Regions from separate parts of the Homo sapiens genome. Here all the other regions are linked to region 6. The links are chromatin loops, found by intact Hi-C in ENCODE. Cell type or tissue: IMR-90. All regions are shown on one strand. Each heading gives the region's core, and the rest is flanking DNA. Links, peaks and the distances in the headings are about the cores only.

The links. A loop is a pair of places that touch in the nucleus more often than their neighbours do. Peaks named below come from ENCODE experiments on the same cell type or tissue, not always from the same donor. Only the 100,000 strongest peaks of a DNase experiment are listed, where the experiment ranks them.
Region 1: a loop joins it to region 6, with 5 times the contacts of the local background. A loop is called at or near these places in 2 of 110 quality-filtered maps.
Region 2: a loop joins it to region 6, with 3.0 times the contacts of the local background. A loop is called at or near these places in 4 of 110 quality-filtered maps.
Region 3: a loop joins it to region 6, with 3 times the contacts of the local background. A loop is called at or near these places in 2 of 110 quality-filtered maps.
Region 4: a loop joins it to region 6, with 4 times the contacts of the local background. A loop is called at or near these places in 3 of 110 quality-filtered maps.
Region 5: it touches region 6 in a loop (4-fold over the local background); 4 of 110 quality-filtered maps call a loop at or near these places.

The regions. Positions count from the first base shown.
Region 1 is chr15:38,712,319-38,717,345 of GRCh38, reverse strand. No RefSeq gene overlaps it. Among named protein-coding and RNA genes, the nearest start is that of LINC02694, 18 kb to the right of the region's middle. In IMR-90, for the core only: no CTCF peak of the experiment used is centred there; DNase peaks (open chromatin) are centred at 2,355 and 2,895; H3K27ac peaks cover 2,887 bases.
Region 2 is chr15:38,824,681-38,829,707 of GRCh38, reverse strand. No RefSeq gene overlaps it. Among named protein-coding and RNA genes, the nearest start is that of LINC02694, 130 kb to the right of the region's middle. In IMR-90, for the core only: no CTCF peak of the experiment used is centred there; no DNase peak of the experiment used is centred there; H3K27ac peaks cover 214 bases.
Region 3 is chr15:39,123,386-39,128,412 of GRCh38, reverse strand. All of the region lies in intron 1 of LOC105370777 (a long non-coding RNA gene), which reads left to right. Among named protein-coding and RNA genes, the nearest start is that of LINC02915, 120 kb to the left of the region's middle. In IMR-90, for the core only: a CTCF peak has its summit at 2,310 (motif pointing left); DNase peaks (open chromatin) are centred at 2,292, 2,982 and 4,152; H3K27ac peaks cover 2,734 bases.
Region 4 is chr15:38,993,321-38,998,347 of GRCh38, reverse strand. The region is part of intron 2 of LOC105370777 (a long non-coding RNA gene); the gene reads left to right. Among named protein-coding and RNA genes, the nearest start is that of LINC02915, 250 kb to the left of the region's middle. In IMR-90, for the core only: no CTCF peak of the experiment used is centred there; a DNase peak (open chromatin) is centred at 2,087; H3K27ac peaks cover 2,380 bases.
Region 5 is chr15:38,815,028-38,820,054 of GRCh38, reverse strand. No RefSeq gene overlaps it. Among named protein-coding and RNA genes, the nearest start is that of LINC02694, 120 kb to the right of the region's middle. RefSeq lists an enhancer at 1,800-1,949. In IMR-90, for the core only: a CTCF peak has its summit at 2,177 (motif pointing left); no DNase peak of the experiment used is centred there; H3K27ac peaks cover 1,490 bases.
Region 6 is chr15:38,892,542-38,897,568 of GRCh38, reverse strand. It overlaps a transcript of LOC105370777 not described here. Among named protein-coding and RNA genes, the nearest start is that of LINC02694, 200 kb to the right of the region's middle. RefSeq lists an enhancer at 2,702-3,901. In IMR-90, for the core only: no CTCF peak of the experiment used is centred there; DNase peaks (open chromatin) are centred at 1,458, 1,968, 2,738 and 3,148; H3K27ac peaks cover 3,613 bases.

The sequences.
Region 1 (5,027 bases), core at 458-4,457, 180 kb after region 6:
CTCCAGATGCCCTGATGCAGATAATTCACTGGCAGAATCTGAAGAGAGTGAGCTTTCCCATTTATTTCTGTCATCTTCTCCCTATCCATCTTAGCCGTGGTTTATAAAGTATGTATTATCTGAACTGAATACATGGTTATATTCAGTTCATGGTTATAAAGTATGTATTATCTGAACTGAAGACTGGGTTTTCCAAGTCCTTTCCAGCCCCTAGGCTTTAGTGTAATTAACAATAGCTAATTTTATTGAACGCTCGATAGACATTATTCTATATACTTTTTGATTATTAACTCATTTAATCCCCACAAAACCCCTGTGAGGTAGAGAATATAATCATCATCACTTTAAAGACAAGAAATGACAAGCAGAGACAGACTTAAAAATATTTCCCAGGGTCATGCTGCTAATAAAGTGGTGAAAGAGGATTGAAACCTAGGTTATTTGGTTCCCAACCCTCAACCATCACACACTACAGCAAACTCTATTCTTTGAGTACTTACTCATTTTTGGAAAACAATTAGAAAAATGGAGACATGTTATTAGTTCATTACCTTTGATTCAGCCACTGCAGAAGTCACAATGATGGGGAGAGAGAGAGGCAAGAAAAGCAACATGGCCCCGGCTCCAGAGCCTATGCCCACAGATGCAGCATCAAAGGGACCGCCTGTCCTTCTTTATGGTGACTTTATAATTGTGAGGGGCAGGGACCTGGGTCTGTCTTGCTCACCATATTTCCTCACTACTTAATAAAGGATCAGGCACATGTTTAGTAAATATTTGTCAAGTGAATCAAAAATGACAAAATAATGTTCTATACAAGAAAGGAACATGCTAATGTGTCCGGAGTTCGTTCCTTCCAGTGGGTTCGTGGTCTTGCTGACCTCAAGAATGAAGCCTCACCTTCACAGTGTTACAGCTCTTAAAGGTGGCATGGACCCTAAGAATGAGCAGCAGCAAGATTTATTGCTAAGAGCCAGAGCCAAAGAACAACGCTTCCACAGCATGGAAGGAAACCCGAGCGGGTTGCTGCTGCTAGCTGCAGGGGCTTGCTTTTATTCCCTTATTTGTCCCCTCCCATATTCCATTTCCGTCCTGTCAGAGGGCCCTTTTTTCAATCTTCCTTGCGATTGGCTACTTTTAGACTCGTGCTGACTGGTGCGTTTTACAATCCTCTTACTAGCTACAGAGTGCTGATTGGTGCATTTTACAATCCTCTTGTAAGACAGAAAAGTTTTTCAAGTCCCCACTCAACCCAGGAAATCCAGCTGGCTTTACCTCTCACTGATACTACAGAAAATTAAGGAATGGGGTAGCCCCCCGAAGTATTTCCAGGGTCTCAAGGGTGTACTTGAGATGAGGCTGAAAGTGACCCGTTTCATCCCAAAAAAAGATCCCATGTGTCCATTCCTGAGAGTTCCTCTGATGGAACTTAAACCTAACATCGCTAGGAAAGGTCAGTTAAGTCGCTATTCAGAAAATCTACTGTTTAACCATTGTTCTGTGCCATAAGATCTTGAGGATCCTCATGAATCCCATCAGGTCTTTGCCTTTCAACATCAAAGAGAACTAAAGGCCGTGCTTGGTAGCTCATGCCTGTAATCCCAGCACTTTGGGAGGCCAAGAGGGGATGATCACCTGAGGTCAGGAGTTCGAGACCAGCCTGGCCAACATGGAGAAACCCCATCTTTACTAAAACTACAAAGTTAGTGGGGCATGGAGGTGCATGCCTGTAATCCCAGCTACTCCGGAGGCTGAGGCAGGACAATCACTTGAACGTGGGAGGCAGAGGTTGCGGTGAGCTGAGATTGCATCATTGCACTCTAGCCTGGGCAACAAGAACGAAACTGTCAAAAAACAAAAAACAAAACAAAAACACACACACACACACACACACACACACACACACACACACAAAACCAATAACCAGGAGTGGTGGTGCATGCCTGTGGTCCCAGCTACTCAGGAGACTGAGGCAGGAGAATCTGAGTCCAGGAACTTAAGGCTGCAGTGAGCCAAGATCATGCCACCACACTCCAGCCTGGGTGAGAGATTTGTTTAAAAAAAAAAAAAAAAAAGAGAGAGAACTAAAAATGGCAGTCGATGTCTATCCCATTAGTTGTGTGAGCCTGTATCAATAAATATATATTACAAAGCTGGCCTTTAGCAGAGACAAGGACAGCTGCATACATCTCTCTGCCTTGATTGAGATTTAGGTCTTCTCTGCCACATTCTAGAACTTTTATAGTTGGTGTGTTTGTGTTTTATAAAGGAATCTGTGGCTGAATAACTTCCAAAAATTTCCTATGACCCACTTCTACACAACTGTCTTTGTCTCTCACAGAAGGCATAGGTCCCTGATGCTGGTTAGTGATCTCGGCAGCCAGGTCTCTAAGGAAATTCCAGGTTACCCACAAGCATTTCAAGAGTCTTGGAAATTCTCTAATGAACTAACCCAAACATGCAGGGGCACAGTTTTAACAGGGCCAGATAGGCCCCCAGGGCATGGAGGTATTTATTTCACTGGGCCCCTGTGTTTGCAGGGGGTCTGCAACAGTAACCTCATGAAGCTTGGGGGCCCTTCTTTGGTGTCCAGCAGCTTTCTCTGAAGGAGAACTGTGTTTGCTTGGTGCCCTCCCATCCTTCCAGGCCTCCAGAAAGCCTTTTTGATTGCTGTTTCAGAGCACACTTCAGGCAGCAAAAGCCAGCAAAAAATCTCTTGGATCTTCTGGCCACAAGTCCTGTACTCCCAGTCCCCAGCCTGAATGCAGAGCTGAGAGAAGGGGGTCTGCAGGGGAGGAGAGCAGAGCTAGGAACGAGCTTCCTTTGCTGTTGGCTTCATCTCCAACCACAAGAAAATTTTCCACTGTTTCCATTATTGCTGGCAGGCACCCACACTGTAGGAAGACAGACTCTCTGTTGAGAGAGGAGCGATGGAATATGGTGAGTAAGTCAGTGAAGCACGCAGGCAGGAAAGGAGAGCAAGCAGGAAAGCAAGGAGAGAGAAGCAAAGATGGCAGAGAGAGAAGGCACTGCCCATTCGTGGGCAGGGCCAAAATGGCTGGGCAGGTCTCTGTGTTGGATGGAGTTAGATCCATATATTTAATCATGAATCATGTTGAGCCAATACACGTTGCCTTAACTAAACTATAAAAGAAATTTCCTTTTAATTTTATGTCATTCAAAGTAAGCTCAATATTCATGAGGGAGAAGGGCTGGGGGACCTCTTGGCTTCTGGATTTATTATTCCAAAAAAAACTGAGTTTTTTCCATATTTTCCATGATGCAGTTGCTACCTCCCACCGTGAAAAATAATAAAGACATGTAAATACACTGCCTCGTAGGTACCCAGATTGACTGTGGGTCATGTCCATTTTGATTTAATGATGCAACGTCACAGCTTTCTCTTCTACTTCAGAAAGCATTGGAATATTAAGGAATGAGTATTATTGGTGATGGGAATAACTTGCAATCCTCTGATTTTTCAAGAATTAACATTCACATGCATTGGTACTAAGATAACGTTAATCATAGGAAATTATTTGCAGTGCACCTCAGGAAAGATCGGGACACGCTGCCACCACTTAACGATCTGCTGAACCTGGAGATGACCTTATCAGACGTTCCTGGCAGAAATATCGTTGTCTAGACGTGGAGGACATACAGACAATTTCCCCTATTCCAACATGAACGTCCATAAAGTAATGCCATCTGGAGAGTTAAGCTTTAAAATATAATCATAACGGATCACGGCAGATATAAAAATTCCGGGACCCTTTGTGTTCCTGGAAAGAAAAATGAGAGGCAGGATAGACAAATGTCCAGGTAATAAAGGGAGGAGGAAATGCCAGGGAACCAAGCATAGCCACAGACAAGGGAAAGATAGCACACACATCCAATCACATGGGAAGGAGAAGAATGGGAAGTTGGCAGAGCAAATCAGGGCATCGCAAATAGCTCCTTCCCTCCCTGAAGGAGTGTTAAAATTTCTCCAGAGGTAGAGTCAGTCTTTCGAAGGGTGAACATCTGTGGGTCTTCTCAATGCAATCCCACCCTGGAAGACATTTCTGGAAAAGACTTTAGAACTTTGGTCATTAAGACAATTTCTCTTTGCTTTGGTATAGATTCACTTTTGGTAATTTATCTCATACCTATTAAGATCTACCTTGTGATCGTTTGCGAGTTTTCTAAAATGTTTTAACAAAATAAATCATTATCATATAATAAAGTGCTTAACAAGCCTTGAAAATGTAAATCAATGCTAATTTTAGCATTATTGCCATTTAGTAAGATTTTTCCTTAACCTGGACAACTATTTGTGCTATTTCATCAGGAGAATAGGCCGGGAGTGGTGGCATACTTTGGGAGACCGAGGTGGGAGAATCACTTGAGCCCAGGAGTTCAAGACCAACCTGAGCAAAATAGCGGGACCTGTCACTACAAAAAAACTAAAAAATTAGCAGGGCATGGTGGTGCATGCCAATAGTCCCAGCTACTAGGGAGGCAGAGGTAGGAGGATCACTGGAACCCAGGAGGTCAAAGCTGTAGTAAAACGTGATTATGCCACTGCATATCGACAAAGTGAGACCCAGTCTCTAAATAAATAATCATCCTCAGGAGACTTTGTCTTATGTCTTTTAGGCATCTCATTCATCAAAATTTCCTAATCTCCCTAAAGCCCAGTCCAAGTTTGGGTTAAAGCTCAGGTGAATAAAAGAGAGGGAGAAAGGGTTTAGCACTTAATATCACCTAGTAGAGCTAGGGAATAGCTTGAAGAATCCTGGTAAATTAAACAAAAAGTGCCAGTGCCCCTTCAGTGGGCCAGGAGAATTTTTAAAGTATCATTAGAGGCTGTCATCTTTTATCTTGGGTTGGTGGACATATTTGCACCATTGACAGCCTGTTTAATCATCTACTCTATTCACTTGTCAGAATTCTGTGGCAGGGATGAGCTCAAACAATGGATTTAAATATAAAGAAATGGAAGGATGGTTTAAAAATTCTTAGGACAGTTTGTCTAAAACACATAA
Region 2 (5,027 bases), core at 660-4,659, 68 kb after region 6:
TAGATATCTCACATATTCTTCCTTCCAAAAGCACTTGAAGCTTAATTTAGTCAATGACTGGTCAAAGGGAGAAAAGTGACCATTACAATTTGTCATTCACCCAATAATTGTAATCAAAGTAATAACAGCAATAATAGTAATAGTTAACATTTATTATATACATATTGTGGACAACGTTTTATCGTAAGTACTTTACAGAGAATATCTCATCGTAAATCTTCCAAAAACCCTAGGGGATATTATCCCCATTTTACAGAAGGGAAAATAATCCCCAAGTTTCCTAATAACAGGATATCAGGGAGATTTCAATAGAAGAGTCAAGCCAACAAAAACAAATTCAGCAGACAATGGAAATTCTGTTGGGAAATAACACCCCCAGTGGCTCTATCACTCAGCACCAAGAACACCTCCAATGACTGTATGAGTTTCTAGCAACATGGTAACTTTCAGTTCTCGGAAATGTCCAAACAGAGAGCAAGTCATGTGAAAAGATACTTAAGATTGAGCCACTTTCCATTCCTTGAAAATTTAGATCTATGCTTAAAGTTTGCTTCTAGCCTGTCTATATTAGTAGGAGTTGTATTCATCAAGTTGTTTAGAAGTAGTGTTTGTTTAATCAGGGCTTTTTGATGTACAAAGCACTTTTAATTCATTATCTCATCTGATTATTTTCAATGATGGTGACAAATAGAAGTCTTTGTTGCCATTTTATACATAAAATTGAGGCTTAAAATGTCCTCAAGCCCCAGAACTGGATACCAAAACCCTGTCTTCTGCCTCATGTCCCATCTTATGCTTTCATCTTTCAATAAGATGGAGAAGCGAGATTCGTGCACAGGGTAAAATTTTGTTTCAGCACCACACACTAGATACCCAACTAGATCAAAGGATTAATAAGAGCATGTCACCAGCTGGGGATAGATGTATCAAACAGAGATCGTGGGTTAACTGGTATTCAGATTGGGCCAAACACCTTCAAACTTTACTGCAAACAGTTAACAAAATCACAGTGGAATATAGATGCTTTTTATGTTCCAGAAAACAGTCTTTGGACCACCTCAAAAGAAATTCTGTCAAAGCTGTTTTTCTTCTTTAATCCAGGTTGGCTAGTAGCCAAAGAAACAAGGTCTTCATTGCCCACTTCAGTCCTCAACATTTCAACTGAAAAGGGAAGCTTAGGCATAGTGCTTTATAAAATACCATCGGGTGATTAGGGCTTAGAGACATTTCCTGACGTCTAATGGAGATAAGGAATGAAGGCTCCAGAACCAGTTGAGGTACAATTCACTCCCCTGATAGCTAAGCAGAAAAAGAGCTAACACTGGAGTCACCCAGTTTCCCTCTGGAATGTCCCTCTGAGTTTGAGGAAATTCATGTCATCACCTTCCCACCATTCAATAGTCATGGTTATTAGTGGTATCCAAAGATATTCAGAGTCAAATTTAGGTCACATGGGGCCAAACAATGGAATTCCTGCTCTCAAGGACAGAGGAACACTCTAATTTCATTTTCACGGTCAGCATACACGCAATTTCCACCCCAGACATTTGTTGTCCAAAACACTGCCTAAACTTGAGTGCTATGATGTGAAATATATATCTGAAGTTCTGTGGCCTCTTCAGGGGACTGGGGTGTCACCCTGCTTGGCTTCTCTGATCAAAAAAGACTTTCAGCCCAGAGAACCCCTGGCTTCCAACTTGAGGACAGATCCCTAGAAAAGCCCTGGGCCCCTTTTGGATGTGGTACTGTGTAAGGTGAGAGCTTCATTGGAGTTAGAACTTAGGACTCTGAACACTTCACAGCTCAGATCATGGTTTCTTTGGATCTAGAGCAATTGGGAGAGGTGTAGAGAAGGGGCAAAGGGGACAAATTCAGCTCCTGGAAAGAACTGCCAAGATCTCAGAATAGAGATTTTTTTTTTTAATGCCTCAAGGAAAGCACAAAAAAGAAAGCATTCATCACTTCTGCAAGGAAACCTTCCCTAATTACATTGAAATAAAAATACCCTTCCTCCGGCAACCCCCTCTGCCATTCCCCTTGAGTATCATGTTATGCTGGCAATTTACAATTTCACTGCCAGAGCAAAACACTCCTGTGCAGGTTACTCTCATATATTTGGTTGACATTCAGAATCCTGATATCTCAAAAAGTGATACTGCTTCTGTGAGCCTATCCTGTTACTTATAGATCCATCATGTTCATTTTGGCTTATAAGCCCCAGTGGAGCAGAGATGATACCCATTTTGCTAGTTTAACATATACATCAACACAAATATTCTTACCCTACCTTATAATCTAAATCTCCATTATGTATTTTCTCAAGTGAGTCCAATTAGAAATTATTAGATGATACTGTGTACTTTTTCAAACCCATCAAGCTATTGCTGATCCAAAAGGGAAACAGCTCCCTTCAGCTTCTAGTGAAAAGCCCTTCTGTTAGACAAACTCCCTCTCTATAATTAGCTAACATTTCTTTCAACTTTGGCAGCAAGAACAAATAGGCCACTTCAAACATGAAGAGTTTAAGAAGGTTCCGTGGAAAATGAGCATAGGTGCACATAGCTGTTGGTAGGGATAGTTACTTCTGCACAGCACACAGAATGCTCACATTTGGTCATTTTTATCTGCTAAGAGTAGGCTGAGAACCAAGAAATAAACATGGCATCTGGCCCTGAATTGCAACTATTTTTTGCAATTTGCAATCAAAATACTTTAAAGAACACTTGCTTAAGAGATTGACTGATTCATAATAAAGCATCCGGTTCTCCCACCTGTATAACCAGAGCTGTCAGGAACACACTGCAAATGACAATCCTTTTGCTTCAACACACAATGTCAGATTCTTCCCCCATGCTCTCTTGTCTTCCCTAAAATGCCATGTATGACTGCCATGCCATAAAACCAAGTACCATAATGCCCTGATGCTGCATCCAATTTCTTAACCCCAGGGACCTCCAGGGCATCCAAGCTCATCCAGAGTTTATCAAGATCCATCAGGGAGCAGCAAGCCCCACTAGGGAAGGAGGTGGAGGTAGGGGAGTTACCATCTACTGAGAATGTATCACGCTGCAAAAGCTGGAGTTGTATTATCCCATCAAACGCTCACAAGCACTCCAGGAGTATATATTCTTCATTTTGCGTACGAAAAACTAATGATGAAAAAGTTTAACGAACATGCTAAGCCACATGTTTCAAGTTTGGATCTCAAGTTAAATGCCATGCTCTTTCCACTGCATCACAGGCTCCAATTTTGGAGCATGGGCACAGGGCATGGGAACATGAGAAATTTTAGGAGTTGATTTTTTATCTTAAAAATCAAGAATAAGTCAGCATTGATTTTAAATTTTTCTTACATATAACACTTTGGAAAGAATGTAGAAAACTTAATAAAGGATAGGAACATGGAAGATATGGAATCAGGTAAGAAATTTACTGCAATATTCCAGGAGAGAGTTGATAAGGGCTGGAAATAAGTTGTCTACCAGCTAGGATTCCTTCATTTTGAACAACATAAACAAACGAAAACATCCATTCAAACCCTCTAGCTACTTTGAAAGAGCTTTCATTGGAAGGGTTTGGTGGGCTCACATGATTGACAGAAAGCAGGACAGCCAGGCCTGTGAATGTACCACAACCAAGGAGAGAGACCCTGGTGTAGCAAGACCAGTCTGGTTGGGATGCTTCTGCCACCACCCTGCCCTCAGTGGCTTCCAACCATTCTTCTACCCTTCCACCCCTTAGTCAAGTTTCAGAGACCTGGATCAGAGCAGCTAGTTGGCCAAATTTAGGTTACATGCCAAAGATCTAGTTTGAGGAATGGGCAAGGAGGAAGGATCTTGCACTCTGGGATTCCATAGTGGAATGCATGTACTGGAATTACTTCCCAACAAGTGGACACACAATCAGTGAGAGCTATCCCCCAGTGGAAATCAGAGTACTACTCAGAAGATGGAATGGATGCTGAGCAGCCAAAAGCTGATCAATGCTCAGAAGAAGTGCTGACAGTGGATCAGAGGAAGAGAAAATGGCATTTGAAGTACCATAGGCATCAAACACTTACTGAGAGCCTACGATGTGTAAGGCAGTAGGCGAGTGTGACTGGAGACATACGGAAGTATAAAGCACTGACTTGGATTTAAAAGGCTCACACAGAAAAGAGGATCTAAACACCAGAAAATAAATGACAACATTAAGTCATATATATCATGTGCCAGATAAATGGTATGGATAACAACACCTATGAGATTCAGAGAATGGAAAGATTACCAAATCTAAAGTAATTTGGAAAGTCACCTTAGATGCAGTGGAACTTAAATTGTATTTAGGATTTAGGCCACCTAACAGAAAAAGAGAGCTCTCTATGCAGGGAGGATGATCTGAGCAGAGGCATGGAGATGCAACATCCAAAGTACATTTAGGAATCAATTGATACACAGTTGTCTAAGCAAAAGAATTCGTATGAGAAATCCTTTCTGACTGAGAGAATGATATTTAAAATCCAATAAAAGTACATTTTCCCATTTCTTCTTCTGTAGCTGACCTTGTTTAATCACTCAGGAGTTCTATTTCTCAAGACTTTAGGGAGGAAAGTAAGGAAGGTGTTGTATTTGTAGGACTGAGGGGTTGGGCTCAAATATGTCAGTGGTTGTGAGAGAAGAAAGAAAGCAGACCTGAGAGAGACCTGCATTGCGTTCCAAGTTCCGGACTCCCCTTCCTGGACCAGGGCCAGGCTGGCTTGGGCCAAACTCATCCAGGTCATTGTCAGGATGCCTGATGCCCTAATCTACCCTGACTGCCCCATTATCCTCCCTGCTCTTTCTCCTTTCCATCATTCAACAACATTGTCTCTCACCAACCTCCAGAGCCAAGCCCCAGGAAGAGGGGTGAATCTAAAACAAGGAGAGAAGCCTGGATCCTCCTGGATTCTGGCCCGCCAATGGCAGAGGTCTTTTTAGAACCAGATCTAATGGGACCACTGCTCCACTCTAGGGCTTGCTCATCTTCAGCATTCCCACTTCCCATAAGTG
Region 3 (5,027 bases), core at 472-4,471, 230 kb before region 6:
GACTCATCAGGACAAGAATGTGGGTAAAGGGCCTCTCAAATGGTGACATTCTGCAGTTCTGCTCTTGTCTCTACAGCTATAGGCTGCAGTTGAAAGAAGAAAGGTGGCTCTTAGTGGACTAAAATAGGGGGCTGCATCACATATATACTCTGTTCATCCAGGCAGTGGCACATGACTTTGTAGGAGTGAAATGCACATTTTCCCAATCTAATTGTTTTCCAGAATCATTCTCTGTGTGGGAAATAAACCTCATCCTCCTGGCCTTAGAATTCTTAACATACTATTTGCTCTCCTAGGAGTTTTGGTACTTCGCCAAACTAATTGCTTATCTCAATGACTAAGGACAATTTAACAATAAAATTTCCTGGACTCTAATGCAGGAATTGCTGACTCATGAGGCCTGGAGAAAAACCCCAGAAACATATACTTTTGAAGGTAAACTTGTTTTTTTAAAGTATAACACACAGAAAAGTTCACAGAATTACATGTGTAAGTTCGAGTAATTGTCATGAAATGTGCATTCTCATTTAACGCTTTTTGTTTCCTATTTTGTAACTATATGTCTATTTCAAGGTCATGTTTTCTTTAGAATCCATATTTTTAAAGATCTCTATGATTCTGCTGCATTAGAGGTTTAAGAAAATCCAGTTTGGAGTATTTGAAATCTGTTAAACAATGTTATATACCAGAAGAAGTATCTCAGGTCTGAGTTAATAATAGTGAGGTTTGGTCCAATGTCAACAATGTCTTTCCTAAAGCACTAAGTGAAAGGGAGGGGAATTAAAAACCAAGGTCTGATATCATGGTCTGTTGAGGACGGATGGGGTAGGTGTAGAGTAAATGAAGAGTAAGTAACGTTGGATTGCTATGTCAAGAACAAAAACTGAGGAAACAGAGCCAAGCAGCTTTCCAGTTTTGGGTTCACAAGCTAAAAGGGGATAGAGCAGAATTTCAGAAAGAGAAGAGACTTGGGCCTTATGGCCTAGGCTATATCTGGGAGTGTCCTCCCTTGACAAGGGTCATCAGGATTAACCCCTCTGCACCCTCCTTGCCTGCTTTGAGAAAGGGAATTTACTCCACTGCTAGTCTATCTGCATTCTTACCATATTTTGGAAAGTTATTCTATTGTTCTATTACAGAGAAATCTTTGGCTAGAATTCAGTGGGATAGGCAGTAAAACATGTTCTTGCTTGGGAATGAAAAAAGACCAACAACAAAACTAGTTTTCCATCCCAGCTTGACCACTTATATTTTTCAATAAATTCCTAATTTTATCCTTTTAAACATAGGTACTGTTACCTTTGGTGCTGCTAAGACCCAAGCTCTGGAGTCAGACTAATAGGGTTCAAATTCTTGCCTGTGATTTTGGGCAAATTGCTTAATATGTTCCTTCATCTGTTAATTAGAAAAAATAATAGGGCCAGGCGTGGTGGCTCATGCCTGTAATCCCAGCACTTTGGGAGGTCGAGGCGGGCGGATCACCTGAGGTCAGGAGTTCGAGACTAGCCTGGCCAACATGGCGAAACCGCGTCTCTACTAAAAATACAAAAATTAGCTAGGCGTGGTGGCAGGCGCCTGTAATCCCAGCTACATGGGAGGCTGAGGCAGGAGAATCACTTGAACCGGGAGGTGGAGGTTGCAGTGAGCCGAGATTGCACCATTGCACTCTAGCCTGGGAAACAAGAGTGAAACTCCGTCGAAATAAATAAATAAATAAATAAATAAATAAATAAATAAAAATAATATCTATTTATTAGGATTGCCATGTGGATGTAGAATTGTTTGAAGCTCCTGGCACGTAGGAAACACTCAATAAATCCTAGCTACTATGGTGCTATACTCCTCACCTTAATAACATCTGCAATGTATTTTGAGTTCCTTTTAAGTAAAAATTATATAAATATATGATTAAAATATTATATTTCAAGGCAACATAAGTCATAAAATCAGAATTTCTTAAATATTGCCCACATCCATTTTTGGAATAATTTAACCTTCACCACTTATTCACTGCGGGAGAGAACTACGAATATTATCCAGTGACTATTACCCAAGACTTACAGGTCTGAAAGAATGTTGCCAGAACCTAACAGACATTATTATCAGGGAAAGTCATTCCTAACTACAAATGACAATGTGATGCTCCATATTAGCATTAAAGAACAGTAGTTGCATCCTTGTTCTTCTTCAGGTAATGAATGAGCCATCTCCACATTTTGGTAAAGTAGGTTATTCACCTGCAGGAAACTGTAAGACTAAATTCTGATTCCGCAAAGACCAGGAAGACCCACCACACAAAACCACAACTGCTCCCCCTGATGGCTGGTGCCTAGAATTTCACGCATGCATCTTAGAAAATCCCATCAGGCTAAAACAACTTTCCTATGAACATCAATAATGTGTCAGTCCATGGACACAGGAAGGGGAACATCACACACCGGGGACTGTTGTGGGGTAGGGGGAGAGGGGAGGGATAGCATCAGGAGATATACCTAATGCTAAATGACGCGTTAATGGGTGCAGCACACCAACATGGCACATGTATACATATGTAACAAACTTGCACATTGTGCACATGCACCCTAAAACTTAAAGTATAATAATAATAAAATTTAAAAAAAGAATACCATAAAAATAGATTTGAAAAAAAAATAATGTTTCAGCCATTAACACTCTCCTATATTTTATAGAGAAGCCTTAGAATAAAGGCATCTCAAAATGAAAGTTGAAGGGAAACTATAAAGCTGGAAAATACATTCAGGATGGGAGACACAGTGAAGGTCAGCTTTGCTGATTTCATAGTTCTGTGTGAATCCAGCACTGGTTACCTGTATACATTGACAATAATCATATGCTTACCCTAATATCTAGAATGGAGAAAAGACTATTTAGGGGGCTGGGAAACCCACTGTTTGTCAAACTAAAGAATGTTTGATTATCTTTCATGACTCCTCATACCATCTGGTGAGTAATAATGAGCTCATTCTACTTCATTGATTCCAACATTTGATATTTAAAAGTGGTAATAAAGACCTTCATTACCTCTAGCTAACTTGGATCTGACTATGAACTGTTTACAAAATTCCAGTTTTCAAAGGGAAATTCTTTTAGGAGAATGCTAGGCAAATGGTGGCCCACGTTGAGGGAGTAAATTGACTCTGTAGTCAGCGAAGTGATTATTTTTGTAATGGAGCCCACAGCAAAACCCTTTGCAGCACTCAGAAGTCATCAACAGAGCTTGTTCTTGGCAAACCAGAGCATTCTCTGCTTCAGAGAATTACTTTCTAATTACTAAAAACATGATACGGGAGGAACACATGTTGGCTCCAACCAAGTGTATAAGTGGTGGAAAAGTTCAGTGTAACTGTTCAGCGAAACTGTGAAGAAGTAGAGTCTATGGGACTGTTGCTGGGAACATAGGAGTGGATGGGAGCCAGGTTTTTCTTCTCTTTGTGGGATTTGGGAGTTAGGTTATATGTCCTGTCTTTGGAAATTAAGAACTGTTGATATTCAAGGATAATCAAGGAAAAGCACTTCCAGGAATGGGAAGGTACATAGGCTAATTGTATCAGTACAGCCTGTTGCCCTGTGGACTTTGGCTGCCGCGGCCATATGATCTAACTAAGATGTTAAAATAGCAGATGAACATTTGCTAGATGAAGTAAGTTTGTCCTGATGGCTAGTTCCACTCTTCACTCTCCTGATTGAAAAAAATGTTGGCTTTCCTTCACTGCGGTGTTCACTAGATAGAAACTAAAACCGGCTCTGTGAAGTGAGTGGGAGGGTGAGGAAGGAAAAACAGTCCAACTAAAGCAGCTGAAGTAGGAAAGGGTCATGTGAGGAAGTGGAAGAGGTGAATGCCCTGGAAAAGATGGATGGAGGCATTTTTCTCAGCCATTTCGTGGTTGGATTGGGAGACACTGAATTTGGAAAAGCAGTCAGACAGAAGCGTTCCGGATAGCCAAGCTGTTGGCGTACCACCGAGTGCCAATTCTCAGGGTGTTACCCAGTCATTCTTGGGGTTTGTTTAAACATGGCAAGAGTTCCTGGGAAAAACCTGAGGCCACATTACTTAGCCATTTGAACTGCGAGTCCAAAGTAATTTTTTAGCAATTACAGTAGCATATGTATTTGCAGAGCAAAGACGAGTCACCAAGTCAGAGGATGTCTGTTGTTCACAGTGTCAATATGAAACATCAGCATGCTCCTGTCTTAGTTATGGGAATTGAGCCCTGGTCCATGCTCCAGCTCTGCCATCTCCAAGGTAGTATCACAAAGCTAAATTGTGCCCCTGGACTTCTTCCTGGATGTAATCTAGGACTTGCCCTGGGGATGAAGGCAGAGTTATCCTTATTCCCACTTCTACTTCTGCCATTCCACTTTCTGTGATTACTTCGATGTTTCTCTCCCTACCTCTCCCCAGCTCATTTTATTCAGCTCATTTCCTTTTGACAAGTAACCATTCACTGACTAGCGAGTACCTGATTCAAGGAATACAAGATGACCTATAGTAACTTATACTCTGTTAAATCTAGATGATGTGACTGTAGAATGAAACTAAACATCAGGTACCTCTCAAGCACCATCTTCAGCAAATCTCAAGTTTCTTGACTGCCCACATGGATCTCTTTTTTAGACTTCATTATTTTTGTTCCTGTCTCTGCCACTCAATAGCTGTATGACATTGGTAAAGTTACCTAACTTCCCTTTGCCTCACTTTCTTCATCTTAAGATTATTATGAGGATTTAATGTAGTGTATGTAAGATCCTGTTACACAGTAAGTGTTCAATAAACATTATCTACTATTATGTTATCCTCTTTTTTTCACTGCCCATTAAGAAGACTTTTTTTTTTTTTTTTTTTTTTTTTTTTTGACGGAGTCTCGCACTGTCGCCCAGGCTGGAGTGCACTGGTGTGATCTCGGCTCACTGCAAGCTCCACCTCCCGGGTTCATGCCATTCTCCTACCTCAGCCTCCTGAGTAGCTGGGACTACAGGCACCCGCCACCACGCCCAGCTAATTTTTT
Region 4 (5,027 bases), core at 452-4,451, 100 kb before region 6:
CATTATCCATGGAATCTTAGGATAGTCTGTTAGAAAAGTACTACTCCATTGGACACCCTTCTACCATTTTTACATCTGCATATTCAGTTTTACACCCAAATAATTATATGTTATGAGCAGTGATGACAGAATGTGTTATTAAACATAAAAACATGAGAACTATTATAATGTTTACAAGGTCATAACTTCATTTTTAAAGATGGGCCAACCTGGTGGTTTTTGGATTATGAAAACACTTCCAAATACCTTTCAGTGATCTTTTAGTTTGTCAAAATCTCCATCACATCTGGTGACTTTGAGATATTTAATCCATATGTTTCTAATTTACATTGAGTCAACTCATTCCAGTAAATCTCCAGGATGATAAAAGAGTGCTCAAGAAGGTAAAGAATCTGTTAATGAATTTTTTTGCTGGTCGTATATTCTTGAGCACTTCCAGTCTGGGAGAGTTGGAAATAAGTTCAGAACTTGGCTCAATTATTTGTCTTTATCTCAATATGAATTTCATTTGAAACTGAATCATGGCACTATACCCTATGCTACTTGTTTCCTTGGTAGTCTACCCATTCTTCATTTTGTGCGTAGCTGAAATACAATCTGGATGCCCTCATGAGTTGGATTCATTTTTCCTGGTTTAAAGTTTACATGACTGGAAAATGTCAGTGATTTAGGTCCACACTGATAGAGTACAAAATAATTTTTTTCCACCCCATCAACTCCATTTGCTTTGGATTTAAGCTGAGGGACACAGTTATTGATGAGGCCATAGCAAAAAGAGTGTTAAGATTTTTGTAGTTCTTGGCTAAACACTCCAGCTCCCTGCTACCAACTATCACCAACCAATCTGTCCCAATTAAACTCCATTGAATTAAGCTTCTTAATCCAATAGGCAAATTCACAACTCACTGGCAGTATTTTATTTCTGTTGCATAAAATTCAGCGTCCACATTAGTGTATGTCTATCCCAGGAGGCTGTGTGCCCTCTCCCCAATAGTTTCTATTCTTGGAAGAGATGTTAGAATGACTGGGGATGAGATCATAACTTGGGGCACAAGTTAACCTTAAAATTTTTTTAGGAACTTTATTCATTATCAACAAAAATGTATTGAACCCTAGATGTATTGAACCCTAGCGTGCTGAGGGGACTGGGCTAGCTACTGTAGAGGATGTCATATACCATTCTCCCCTTCTTCAGTATGCTCCAACCATATTTACAGTCTTTCAGTTCCATATCTCTGCAAGGTATTTCTTGCCTCAAATCCACATACACGCTGTTCACTCTGCCTGTGTGCACGTCCCCTCCTTGTTTATTCCCACAAATAGACATTTGTTATTCCCAGCTGACTCTTCCTTATCCTTAAGGCCTCAGATTAAATGTACCTTCTTCAGAGAGGTGGTCTCTCATCACCAAATATAAGTTCTTCTTCCTGGCACCCACTGCCTTTATTGTACATCATAATCTGTGATTATTCATTTAATTGTTTTCTTGTTTAATTTCTCTCTCCCACAAAACTATAAGCTTCACAAGGGCAAGGACCAAGTCTGTTCTGTTAACCACTGTGCAACCAGGGTTTCTAGTGCAGGGTCTGGCATGTGGCTGACACTCCACATAAACCCATTGAGAGGTAGTTTCCTGTTCTCATTTTAATCTGATGGAAAATGTGTTTAATTAAACATGTAAATAGGTTAGTAGACAGTATGTTTATGTCCAAGAGACGAATTCAATAAATAAATACACAGCTATCATTCCCTAACAGTAGTTTCTTCTGCAAATTAGTCTAAACAGAGATTTCCTGGCATTCTCTTCAGACATTGCTGTGAACTTGGGCCAAATAATAAAGGTCATAAAACTTTCTCCCACTCAATTCATTTGTGCTTATATTATGTTCGCTCCAAAGCTGGAGGAACGGAAGTGGCTTTTCATCATTGGGAAATGAAAAAATGCAATGAGTAACCCATTGTTTTGATACCATTTTATATTAATCATCTGAATGCTTCATTTCTCTCATCCTTGCTGTTAACTATTCTTACCAGAAGTTAATAAGCTTCCAACATTTCTGTACATGAGCTAAGAGAGAAGAAAAAAAAAAGACTAGGCATGATTTCAAATTATTCCAGTCATCTGTCCTGTTTGGGTGACCTGCATTCCTTCAGTCTACCAGTAAAATGCTAGGCATGCCTGACTGAGTGAAAATGGAAGACAAGCCTTCAAATTCCATGTTACTGAAGTGTTGAAACCAGTTTTAATGAAACATGGGAAAACAATAGCCAACAAGGGGAAGTCTGGAATTTCATAGAATTAGAGACTTGAATTTCATAGAATTAGAGACTTCATGTCTTCCCTGTTGATTCCTTGAAGTCATCTCCTAATGAAGGAACCCTTTCTCCAATGACCTTTAATTAGTATTGTTTCTGTCCCAACCTTTCTGCTCTGCTGCCTTCCATATGATGGGAATTGGGAAAGTTGAGCAGCCACCTGGGGTGCTATGAAAGATCAAGCACATTGGAGGCCCTTCAGATATCCATAGCACAGTAGACATTGGAAACACAATGAGGAAAGGGCACATAGATGTCCCATAACCCATTCACCAGAACACAGTATGGATAAGAGACAGGAGAAGGGACAGGGATATCTGTTTCTGTCTTCACTGTCAACAAAGCTTCAGAATTGGCCCTCCATCTAAATAGTCTTTCATTTTTCACACCATAGTCAACCTCTCTCATGACCTAAAATGTCCCTGCCCCATGCAATACAATCTATTTAGAGAACCCAATGCCCTAGTAGGTGCTGGGCCTTCTATTTCCCACTACAATCACAAAAAGAACAGCAGTGGCTTTTGCCCTTGGGAAGCTCGTTGTCTTGGAACTGGGGGTGAAAATGGGGATTGCTAAGGGGACCTGGAAATACGGCAATGTATTAAGTTCCATAATGAAAGTATATCAATATACTGTGATAATACAGAGGAGAAGAGATTCCACGTGGAGTTTTGGGAATAGTGGGAAACCTTCTAGAATGTAAGTTCCCCAAAGCCAGTCACGGGCCAACCTTGTAAGCCTTTTTTTTTTTTTTTTCTGGATATCAGTCTCAGGCCTGCTACATTAACTTCTTTCTGCACACCTGTTCATTTATTTGTGTATACATGTAGTCATATAATTAGAAGAATAGCCATTGAATTTGTATTATAGTTTCAATTTATGTTAAAGAATACTGGATCTTCCCTATAATATATAAAACAAATTTAATACCTATTTTTAGTGGTATGCTGGAGCTATTCTGTAACTGCATGTTAGAGCCAATTATTAAATCTCCAGGAATTTTGTGAGCTACTCACTTGCAATCACCTATAACAGGAATATTCACACCAAAGAAATTGGCAAGTTCTGCAGATCAGGACTTCCCCGTCTCCATGAAGAGCTGGTTATTAAACATTGAACAGCATACCTTTGCTGTTGAAAGGAAAGAGTGAGAAAGTAAAAAGAATAAACTTTCACACCTAATAAATAAAATCCCTATTCAGATTTATTTATTCATTCATTTAAATTTATTTAATAAATGTGAAATACAGAAGAAGTTCTGCAGCTAAATTCACTGACTATATGGAGCTTACAATCTAGTAGGAGAGCCAGATGATACACACAAACATAGTGGAGCAAAATATTCTCATCTTAGTCTGTCATTTCCTTCACTACCATAGAAGACTCAGAAGGAAGAGTAGTGTTTTTTCTTCTCCTACTCTGAGAAGCTTTATCTGCATTTGGGCTGTGCAATCTTTAATAAATACAGTGATGCAAGCTTTCCTGAAGCCGATCCCCCACCTCCAACAAATAAATGAATAGGCTTTTGTTTGGCAAGTAAAGGACAAATGACAGAGGCTGCTACTGAGAGTAGAGAGGGAGTACTGGCCTTCCCAGAGGAAAAAGTGCTGGTGTGTGTGTTTGATCTGGGAGAGCTGTGTACTTTAGGGGTTTAGGGGAGTGGATAGGAAGGGGGCCATCAGCTATAGCGTGACAGGATTGGTACCTTCTTCCTATTCCTATGGTGTACATATGAAATGCTTTGAGGGGTGACAGGGGTTCCAAAGGAATGGCACATGGAAGCCCGGAGGGCATCACCAGGAGGAGCAGTTTTCAGAGCACAACTAAAGATGCTCAGACAGCAAGAGGCAGTAACATTGACAGGGCTCTTACAGTGTTCTGGACACTGTTGTAATCCTTGTGCATGCTTTAACACTGTTAATCCACACAACAGCCCTGTGAGAGGGGTATTGTTTTATGCAAGAGGAAACTGAGGCACAGAGAAGCTGGGGAATTTTCCCACGCAGCTAGAAAGTGTCGATTTCATGCTTGGTTCATTTGGCCACAGAAGCTGTCCTCTTAACCAGTATATTATGTGACCTCATCAAATGAACATACCCACTCTAAATAGACCACAGGGTTTAGACAAAGACCATTTACATAGCAATCATCTTGTTTGGAGGGCTAAGAACTCTTTCTCTATTTTCAGAGCAGTACTTAAGCCCCTAAATTTCAAGGCAGCTCTGGAAACGAAGGGCCAAGCTGTGAACTGTGACTGAGATTGGATTTCTTGCTTCTCTGGCAAATGGGGGCCTTAAATCAAATAGAACAAGTTCTCTGCTTCTCTGCCATAAAGGAGGCCCCAGTCCAGAGGGCTCTGAGATAGGTAAATAAGCAAATCCAATCTCATCTAAAGGTGCTGCCAAAGGCGTCCCCTAGGGACCTCTCACTTGTCTGACACCACCTTTGAGAGAGGTTTCTGCTCTCTAAAAGTCTGTAGTTAGAAAGCAAAGGTTCCAGCTGCTGATGGAGTGCTCAGCCTCTCCAGCCCCACATCTATGACAACATTTGGCTCGCCAGCCAGCCCTGCCCTCCTGCTCAGTTCTTTCTGTTCCACGGACCTGGGAAGGACTTTTCTCGGTTGGTGAGCATGTCTTCATCAGAAAGTCTTCGCAACTCTGACAAGATAAAAGGCATGAACCAAAGAAGAACATGATAGGGAGAGCAATTCA
Region 5 (5,027 bases), core at 626-4,625, 78 kb after region 6:
AATAATTATAAGGAATTTTTAAATTCAACCTCTATTACTGAGGCATCATAAATTGTTTCTACAATTAAACTGGAGAAAGTTTTTGAAGAGCCACTTCAAAAACGTCTAAAAAGAAAGGCAGAGAGCTGACCCCTCTCTCCTCTCCTGTGCTCATACGCTGGGTAGAAATATGCTCCATTCAAGTTCTGATTAGCTGAGATTTCCTGTGGAACTAATGTGCTCTTGCTAGTTTCTAAATGATGTTTTTCTCCTCCCAGTAAAATCAAGAACTGCCAATAAGGTGCAGGCCAGTTGCTGGGCCCGCTCTCTCTCACACATACCATATACACAAATAGGAAGATGGTCTCCGTGGCTATAATTTCCTGGCCAGCAAGTGTCTTGGGTTTCACTTCAGTGGTTAATGATGTGTCCACCCGGGCGCCTTGGCATGGGGCATTTCCAACCTTCAATTAAAGGACTATCATTTACTCTATATATTAACATCCAGAACAATAAACACAGTGGAACACAGTCATTAGAGGCAGCCATAATCCATGGCCTGCTGTGTACTGATGTCAACCCTGCTGCGTTTGACATCTGAAATAATCCCAAAGAAAGCACTGCATTTTCAAAGCCGGGACTACGTTAAGGATATCCACCCCTGGCTGCATTCCATCTTTCCACCTCCATCTTCCAATCTATCAACATCTTGGTTCAATCTCAGAGTTAAAAACCCCTTGTCTTTCACAGAAAGACATCCAGGCTAACCTTCTCTTTTGCTGGGAAGAATGCCACCAGTTTTCAGTTGACTGAACCTAGTGGGCCTTCACTGTAATAATAAAACCAATCCTGGATAAATCGTAATTCCTAATCTAAAGGATGTCAGAATGAAGTCGGATTGAAGACATACCACCGACACAAAACAAACAACCCTGAGCATGGGGTGCGCAAAGAAAGCAGAGAGATACAGAAAACCAGCAAAAGAAAAGTTGTCTCAAACTTAGCCGAAATGTGGAGCCACATGAAAAGTGCAGTAATTCTTCCTTCACCTCAGGGCTCATGTCTGTTGCATCTTTTCAACACAGCACAATTGTGATTTCTAGGGGTCCAGCTACCTAGATTTTTTGAGCTGAACTCTTTCTTCAAGGGGATGCAAAATTAAAACAATTCAAAACCTCCTCTGCCAGGGAGTGGGGGTGGCAGGAAAGGGGAATCTCGGGGTGTTTATTGTACACTGACAGGTTGAACAGGAGAGAGGTACTTGGGTCACTGAGGCGATGGAAAGATGCTGTACAGTTAGATGGGAAGCAAGAACACAAAGAAAGCCTTTTCAGCAGACCAGGGGACTGCAGGGCCCAACAACCTCTAAGACTGGGATAAAAGCAGGCTTTATTCATTCAGGAGACTGCAGCAACTGCCTACTGCCTGACTGGTAAATCTCATCCCAGCACCGTCCCTGAGAGGGGGTCTAATCTGATTGGTTGTCCCATTTAATCTGCGGCATCCCGATTGGGAGGTGCTGTTAGACTTGCCCACTTCACAGGCAGGGGCCACCTCCACGGAGCCCGTAGAGGCTGCCTGCAGCTGAGCCACCAATGCCCGGCCTGTTGGGTGGCAGCGGAGCCAGCAAATTACCAGACACAGCACAAGGAAACGCCATGCACCAGAGCAGCATTCCTCAGAAGGAGACTTGGGAACACAGCAGGCAGGCAGATGCCCTGTGTGCCTGTGTGTATATATCTTTAAAATCAAATGGAAGTGACACTACTCTTCTGAGTTACCTATGCCATTATTCCTCTTCACCAATTGTTTTTCATTTTGCCTTTTTTTCTTTGGATAAAGTTTTATGCACCATGCTTGGGTTGCAGAAGCAGATCCAAAGAAGTCTCAGCACACCACCCGATTCTCTGAGCACAGGCTCTGGGGACTTTTTGGAAATGACTGTGCCTCAATGCAGAGAGAGGGTTTTTCCAAGTTACCAAGTGCACTTTCTGTTCTTAACACCCAGGGGGGCGTGGAGAAAGTGAGAGGATCTGTGGTGGCTTCCTGGGCGTGCCCATGGAAAGTGCTTACTCTTCTTTGCACACCTCACACCTGGGTCCCTGGTCCACTCACAAACCTGGTAGATTCACTCTTTCGAACCATTCTGGCCGGCTGTACCTGTGGGCTTTCACTGTGCGTGGCCGCCCCCTGCTGGAACAGCCTGGAACTGACCGCCAGTGACACCTAGGGCCGACACCTGGCCAGCGCAGGGAGGTGTGAGAGAACAGATTGTCAAGTTCATTCCATGGCATTCATTCCAGAGGGAGCCACTAAACTGGCCTTGACACACAGGAATCTGTTTAATAATCCTGTGGAGACCTAAAGTCTACAAATCCCTATGGTAACTCCTCTGAGAGTTTAATCACCCTCTCTCAGAAATATTTTCCCTATTTGTGATCTGAACGATGTTTCTGTTTAATTTCCAACTGATCTGATTTAATCAGGGATGAAAAGCAGCTGCTGTCATTTCTCTGGGCAAAAGCCCTTTATAGGCCTGGAGAAAGATTAACGAATGTGCCTCACTTCCCAGGAAAAGTCCTAAGCTTTACTTTCCTTTAATATGACTTTATTTAGCCTATTTTTAAATGCGTTATCTCTGTGGCTCTCTTCTGAATGCTCTCATCTTCTCCACATTTCTCCTTACTTAGGGACATGATGCCCCTAGTGAGAATCTGGCTGAAGCCAAGTATGATGCTGATACTCTCATGTGTACCCCTCTAGATGACCACTTTTTTGGCAAATATTTTTTAAGCACCTACTATGCGTGAGGCACACAGGTAAGGTCCCTGTGGGTTATAGATGGACTCATGGACTTTCCAAAAAGCAGGAGAAGCTAGTCCTAGAATGCCTGCACACAGATCACTCTAATTGTGTATAAGATAGGAGGAGGCAACAGTGTAACTGGAGACCAGCAAACAGGGAGAATGCTTTCAGCCAGTGTGTATGGAAGGTTTCATGGAGATGTGGGAACTGAACTGGTCTTTGAAGGATATGTAGAATTCGGCTGGACCAGAGAAGGGGAAACAGCATTCCATGCAGAGAGGACAGCCTGAGGAAAGCTCCAGAGGCAGAGGACACAGGGCATAGATCTGATGAGCTGGAAGTGGTTGCATTTGAGTAAGTCAACAGGGACTACAGAAAACATCCACTGGGCCAGGTTGTGGAGGCCTTCCCTATAATGGGAAGGCAATAAAGAATCCAGAGGCTGCCTTCACTTCTTAGAACTCCTGTTTGATTTTATTAACTTGAAGATAGCTTGTTTTTCACCATGCTGATCCTAAATCATTCTCAGCTGTTCTTAGCGTCACTATGTCCCCATCTAGTATTGGCTCTTGATTTTGATTCGTTTGCTCCAAGTCCCTGTTTGGGTATTACTCTGTTGTTTCTCGATTTCCGAGAAATCTGTCTTGCCCTGGCTTATGCACTCCCACTTTCTTAACCCAACCTTTGGTAAGATCGGTTGCAGCTGACCAGCTCTGTCATCTCATTTCTTTCCCTGAAGCAGTGGGTCTTTGATACTCCCTCGTTCCCTTTAGGAGACTTCGAAAGGCAGGACACCTGCAAGTGACACGCTGGGCAAGTTGCCTGCCCATTGTGGCCTTAGTGTTCTCATTTCTTAAAAGAGAAGGGAGGCACCTCTTTGACCTCTACAAGCATTTCTGAAGCTTACGCTCCATAAGGCAATAACCTCAACTATTTCTGTCCACAGGCCATACCCCCAGCAGCCATTTCCATGGAATAGTTTCATCTTTCCTGGAAGAATGTGCCGATGAAATTGACTGAAAATGGACTTTGAAACAAATTGGACCTGCTGGAAAGTCAACCAGCTTTGAGGTATTTATTTCCAACTGGGATGAGAATAGAGGAAAAGATGAGAACAGGCCCAGCTTGCCTTCTTGCCAAAGGGCCTCTCCCCAGGAGATACTTTCAAAGACAAGATGATGGATTAGAAAGCACGGAAAGAAGCTACAGGTGGCACGCAGCACTCTGCTCCCTTCTTGAATCTGCCAGACGCTCCCTGTCCTTCACGTCTTTTGGTCATCAGGCTGGCCCTGCTTGATTGACTCTGCCATCAGAAGCAAGACTTTCCTTCCAGCATGGTTCTCTCTAGATCCAGGTACTTTGCAGGACCCAATTTACCCATATCCACAGGGGACATGTCTCACACATGGCTGCCTCATGCCACTTACCACCCTGACGCTCAGTCTTCTCTCTGGTAGTAATCGCCTTTACCATATGTTTGGCAGGAGTGTAAGATAAAAAGTGCTAACACCCAGCAAGTTACTAAACTGTCAGCCTCAATTTCCTGTCAGGCACTAGAATTAATAAGAGCCCATACATCATGAAGAATCTAGAGGATCCTGAAGATAACCGGAGGAGGACAGAACTAGGGCACGGAGTGCAAGGTCATGGAGAATAACTCTACTTTCTGCATACTTCTAAACTGCTTTTATTATTATTGGTATGTTTCCGTAGAGTGACTCCACATTCGTTATTTTAATTCTTATGATAGCCTTGTAAACTTACATGTTATAATCCCATTTTGTAGACGAGGAAACTAAGGTTTTGATGTTCTTTTCCCTTACGGTGAGTGAACTTGACAACTATTCTCATACATTTCTTGGACTGAAGGGCAGAAAATATGAGCTGTTGAGACAGAGTCTAATGATAGAAGATTTGAAATGTTTCCAACACAAAGAAATGGTAAATGTTCAAGGGGATGGAAACCTTAAACACCCTGATTTCACCATTACACATGTATGCATGTATCAAAATATCACACGTACCCCATAAATATGTAAAATTATTATGTAACAATAAATTTTTTTAAGAAATAACAGGGAAAACAATGTGCACTATTGTTGTCCTGGATCCTCAAAGTTTTGAAAATCTGCAGCTACTTAACAATAACAGCCTCAGGCTTCTCAGGGAGAAAAATTTCCATTTCCAGCCCCAAGACTTCACCACAAGTGTGGCTTCAGAAGATGTTGTGAACTGGGAAAGGC
Region 6 (5,027 bases), core at 450-4,449:
TCATTAGTATGTGTAATCATATGCATGCATTGTATATAAATGACAACGATCCTTCAGAGTCAAAAAGACCTTGCCCACGGTGTTGTCCGCATGGAACTGTGACTGGATGCTTCAAAGCAGTGCTCTCTTCTCTAGGCATATGTGAGTATCCCGAACTGATGTGGCCACACTGGGGCCTTTTGAGATTCTGGCTGCCTACCACATTGCTCTAGAGTGGCTGATATTCCTTAATACCCCACAGTTTAGTCTTTAGGCCATTAATTAAGCTTCAGTTTTGTAGAGCTTGTCTACATATATATGTAGCTATGCTCTATGATGCCCCTACTGTATCCACTAACACATCTTTTAGCCTCTCAATACCTATCATGGTAACAGTCCCAAGAAAAAGTGGCTCAAACTTAGACTTTGGGTGGAATAATTCCTGCTATTGCTGATTGAAACAGGAATCATGGCATAAACCAAAGTAATCCTATCTAGGCCTATATATGCTATAAATGTATTAGAAAGGCCCCCAACTCAAAACTGGCTCAAATGCTGGCATACCAGCATGTTTCATATCAAATAGGCAAAAACCAAATCACATCCCTTGTTTGGAGAAGTATAAATACTTCAAGTCAGTGGATCACTTCAAGTCAGGCTGTTGTTGCAAACAAAGCAGAGGTACTCTGTTGAGTCTTATTTGTGAATCCTTGAGAACCAGAAGGATTGCTTCTGAAGCATTTCCATAATACCACACATTGCTGAGCTTCCGTGCAGCAATTGCCTGTGGTGAAGCAGACTTACACACATCTCTTTAAAGAGGCTAAGACATCATCTATTATTTCAGTCTCAAAAAAGATTGAGAGGCTTTCAATCTCAAATAAAAAGTAAATATTTTAATTCCATTTTAAAGATGGAGAAACAGGCTCAAAAAGCTTAAGTGGCTTGCCCAAAGCCCAAGAGGGAGTAAATGGAAGAGGCTCTATGTGCAGGGGGCAGTGTCATGTTCTTCAAAGCCATGATGCTGTCGGAGTCTCAAAGGCTAACCCTACATAAAAAGGAACAAAGAGGATGAGCAGGAGGGAATTGTTACCACTCAGGTTCCCCTCCTGGCCCAGTGCTGTTACACTGGCACCTCCTCCAGGACTGCAACTGTTGAATCCATCCTGGAATGGTTTATTTGCCCATCTTTAATCCATCTAAGCCCAGTTCTTTTAGATTTCCAAGTAATAATCCACTAACTGATGAAGACGTCCAGATTGCTGTGATGGAGCAGGGAGGCCTCCTTCCCTCTTGGGGCCATCATACTCCTCTAGGGCCCTGTCCAAAGCTCTGTCTTTGGACTTTTACTCTAATATTAAAGAATCAGTCATGGCAGAGAGGAAGGCAGTGTGATTGCAGGCTGATGGTGCTGATAATATTTTGGGATCAGTGAGGCCTTATGACATGCTTGGAGAGTATCCTGTATGACTACCTACTTGTGGTTAGCTTTGGTTGTTGAACATACGAACACACTATCATCATCCCCAGACATGTTTTTAATAATAAATAGTGAGGCATTCTCGCCAACATTTAAGGTTTGGGGGAAAAAAAAAAAAGCTCTAGAGAAAAATACTTTGAAAGGATGTTTTTGTAGGGCAGCCGCCTTTGCTGGTTGCTGTCAGCAGGGATGGCTATTAGCAGGACATCTAAGAAGCTGGAACAGAGAGTTATCCTGGGATTTGTCCCCTGCCTCTGGGAGGAAGAAGGTGATTAATGCACCCTGCAAGTAATAAAAGATCAGCTGAGAAACAATCCTGGGGCTTTGATAGACTCTACCAGCACCCCATAAATGAGACTAATAAAAAAATATCCATCGAAGAGGCTGGCACATGCAGGTCTCTCAATAAATGGGAGCTCTTATTGTTTCTTATACATTGATGAAAATAGCAGAAGAATCTCAGATGGTGATTTACTCATGGGAGCACTTGGCAGATTTCCACTGAATACCATACATTAGATAAAAACCCAGAAAGAAACCCTAGATAAACATTGGAGAGCCAAGAAAATAAAAGCAATTATCTAAAATGTGATTCCTGCCTCCAGTCACGCTAAGACTGTGTCTATTTTTACAGCATTGATCATAATCTGAAATTATCTTTGTTCACTGTGGTATCTCCAGAATCTAGAACAGTGCCTGCCTGGCATACAGTATGTGCCCCATAAATGTGCATTGAGTAAATACACAGATACATACTTACAGTGTTGAATGAATATATATCAAGTCAATCAATAACTATTTAGAAGCTCAATAAAGCTACATTTAGGCTATGTGACCTTGGACAGTCACTTGATGTCTCTTTGATTCATTTCTTCATCTATAAAGTAATTATAATACCAATCTCACCAGGTTGTTATGAAGATTAAATAGTTTAATACACATGAAAACAATGTATAAACCATTGGTACAAGGCAAGTATTAAGACTATTACAATAGAAATAAACAGAGTGAGATAATGGGATTATTATATACTTAAGACCTGAGCTTTACAGAACTGATCCCAATGGGAAGCAGGTCCTCATTTTGAGTCCCACTTTTTCTAAATGATTATTTAATAAGCATGCTTCTCCCTGATCTCAGAATGTGTATATATCTTTCCCACTGCCTATCTTGGCACTGTGCACATGTAACAATGTTAACGTCTTCTGCCTAACTCTTACTCATCCCTGAAGACCCAATTCAGGGGCTGCTTCCTCCCAGAATTTCCTGATGTTCTGCCTGAATTCTCCCAACTCCCACACTGTGACTAAGTTGGATCTTTCTCATCTGTAATCAGAAAACTGTTTTGCCTGTTTCTTTGCTTAATCATCAGGACTGGACCATGAACTCTTTGAGAATTGTGGCTTTCCTCTGATTATCATCTGAACCTAGAACAGTGTCTGATACAAAGAATTCAGTAAGTGTGGAATAAATTAATTATGAATGAATGAGAATTGGAAAGGCCTAAGTTTCCATGGGTCAGCATAGCAGAAAATTCCCTAAGGCAAGTTAATGGTTAATCTTCCAAATGTATTCTAAGTACTGACTCACAGACCTTCAGGAATGTGTGTCCTTGAAGGGGTTAGAAAAATGTCAAGTTGGGCATGGCTGTTTATCTATTAAATGATATTTCCCCCTTTTATTTTCCTTATATGTCTCCTCTAGCAATAAACAGGGTCTCTCTTCTTACCATGGCATGAATACAGCATAAACCACAAACTCCACACATTCCTTTTACTGAGGCAACTGTACATGTTTTCCACAACTGAAGCAAAAGAAAAAGAAGTTAGATGCAAGACGTAGAAGTCATCAGCAATTTCTTAAGGTCTCAAAGATTATTAAAGGAATTGACATTTGCAAAATCACTTTGAACTCTGGCATTCAGCAGCTTTTTGAATGTTCCATACAATGAAAAGTTCCATTCCCATAAAGTCAGAAATACCTTTCTGGGCTCATTTCACATCAGAATGCAATAAGGTTCATAAATGTCTCTGTGAAGTTTGAGTGTAATAAAGTTCAGCTATAAAACATTTAATATGCAACAGGCTTCTACACCAGCTGAAGCACTGACTCTGTTTAATGGGGCTCCCTTTACAGCATACTTCACCAGCAACAAGAAGAAACATTTTTAAAAATCTATAAATACCTGCAATACAACCATCAAAGTCTTTTTTATTCTTATTACAGATCAGGCTGAGGCAAACTGACATGCCTGATCACTCCACCCAAAGTATGTTCATAGAAAGCTCTTGTAACTCTGTCCCAAAGAACATTTAAAATCTACTTTGGATGTCTTTCAGCAGTTGATATTCTCCAGCAACTTCAGCAGCAGCCTCTCCTACAAAATGAGGGTTTTATTTTCCTTTGAGAACCAAAGAAGCAGGTTCCTTCCACCTGTCCAGAGTTGTTTGTGTATCTCCTCTTCAGCCCAGTCCAGGTCCCAGCACTGAGCCATTGGCCCCTAGATAGAGCAGTCATATTAACGGAGTTCAGTGAGTCCGTTCAGTTTGCAGTTTGGGTCTATAGTCCCAGGGTGTCTCTTTTCTAGAAATGACCACATCAGTCAACTAGGAGATCCCTCTTTCATTTCATACTTCTCCAAGGCTGACAGGAATGCATCTACAATGATTTAAAAGAAAACTACAAAGTTCACTTTCTCACTGTATTCATGTTTCTATGGAAATGTCTTCATCACATATAGCCTTTCCTGACTACGCTGATTAAAATCACTCCCCAATTAGACTATATCCCCTTATCCTGTCTTATTTTTTATTCCTTTTATAATCCCTCACTTGTTGTTTGTCTCTCCTCACTAGGATGTAAGCCCCGTGGAAGCTGGGACTTTATTTCACTCACTCATTGCTATGTTCTCAGGAATTACATTATTTCTTCTTCTTAAATTCCAAGTAACACGTGCAGGATGTGCAGGTTTGTTACATGGGTAAACGTGTGCTGTGGTGATTTGCTGTACCTATCAACCCATCACGTAGGTGTTAAGCCCAGCATGCATTAGCTATTTTTGCTGATGCTCTCCCTCCCCCTGCCCCCCACCCCCAACAGGCCCAGTGTATGTTGTTCCTCTCCCTGTGTCTATGTGTTCACAGTGTTCAGCTTCCACTTATAAGCGAGAACACATGGTGATTGGTTTTCTGTCCTGTGTTAATGTTCTGGAAGCCATTATCCTCAGCAAACTAACATGTCCAGCTCCATCCATGTCCCTGCAAAGGACATGATCTTTTTCCTTTTTATGGCTGCATAGTATTTCACAGTGAGAATGTACCACATTTTCTTTTTACAGTCTGTCATTGATGGGAATTTGGGTTGATTCCGTGTTTGCTATTGTGACTAGAGCTGCAATGAACATATGCATGTCACGCATGTATCTTTATAATAGAATGATTTCTATTCCTTTGGGTACCTACCCAGTATTGGGATTGCTGGGTCAAATGGTATTTCTGGTTCTAGGTCTTTGAGGAATCACCACACTGTCTTCCACAATGGTTGAACTAATTCACATTCCCACCAACAG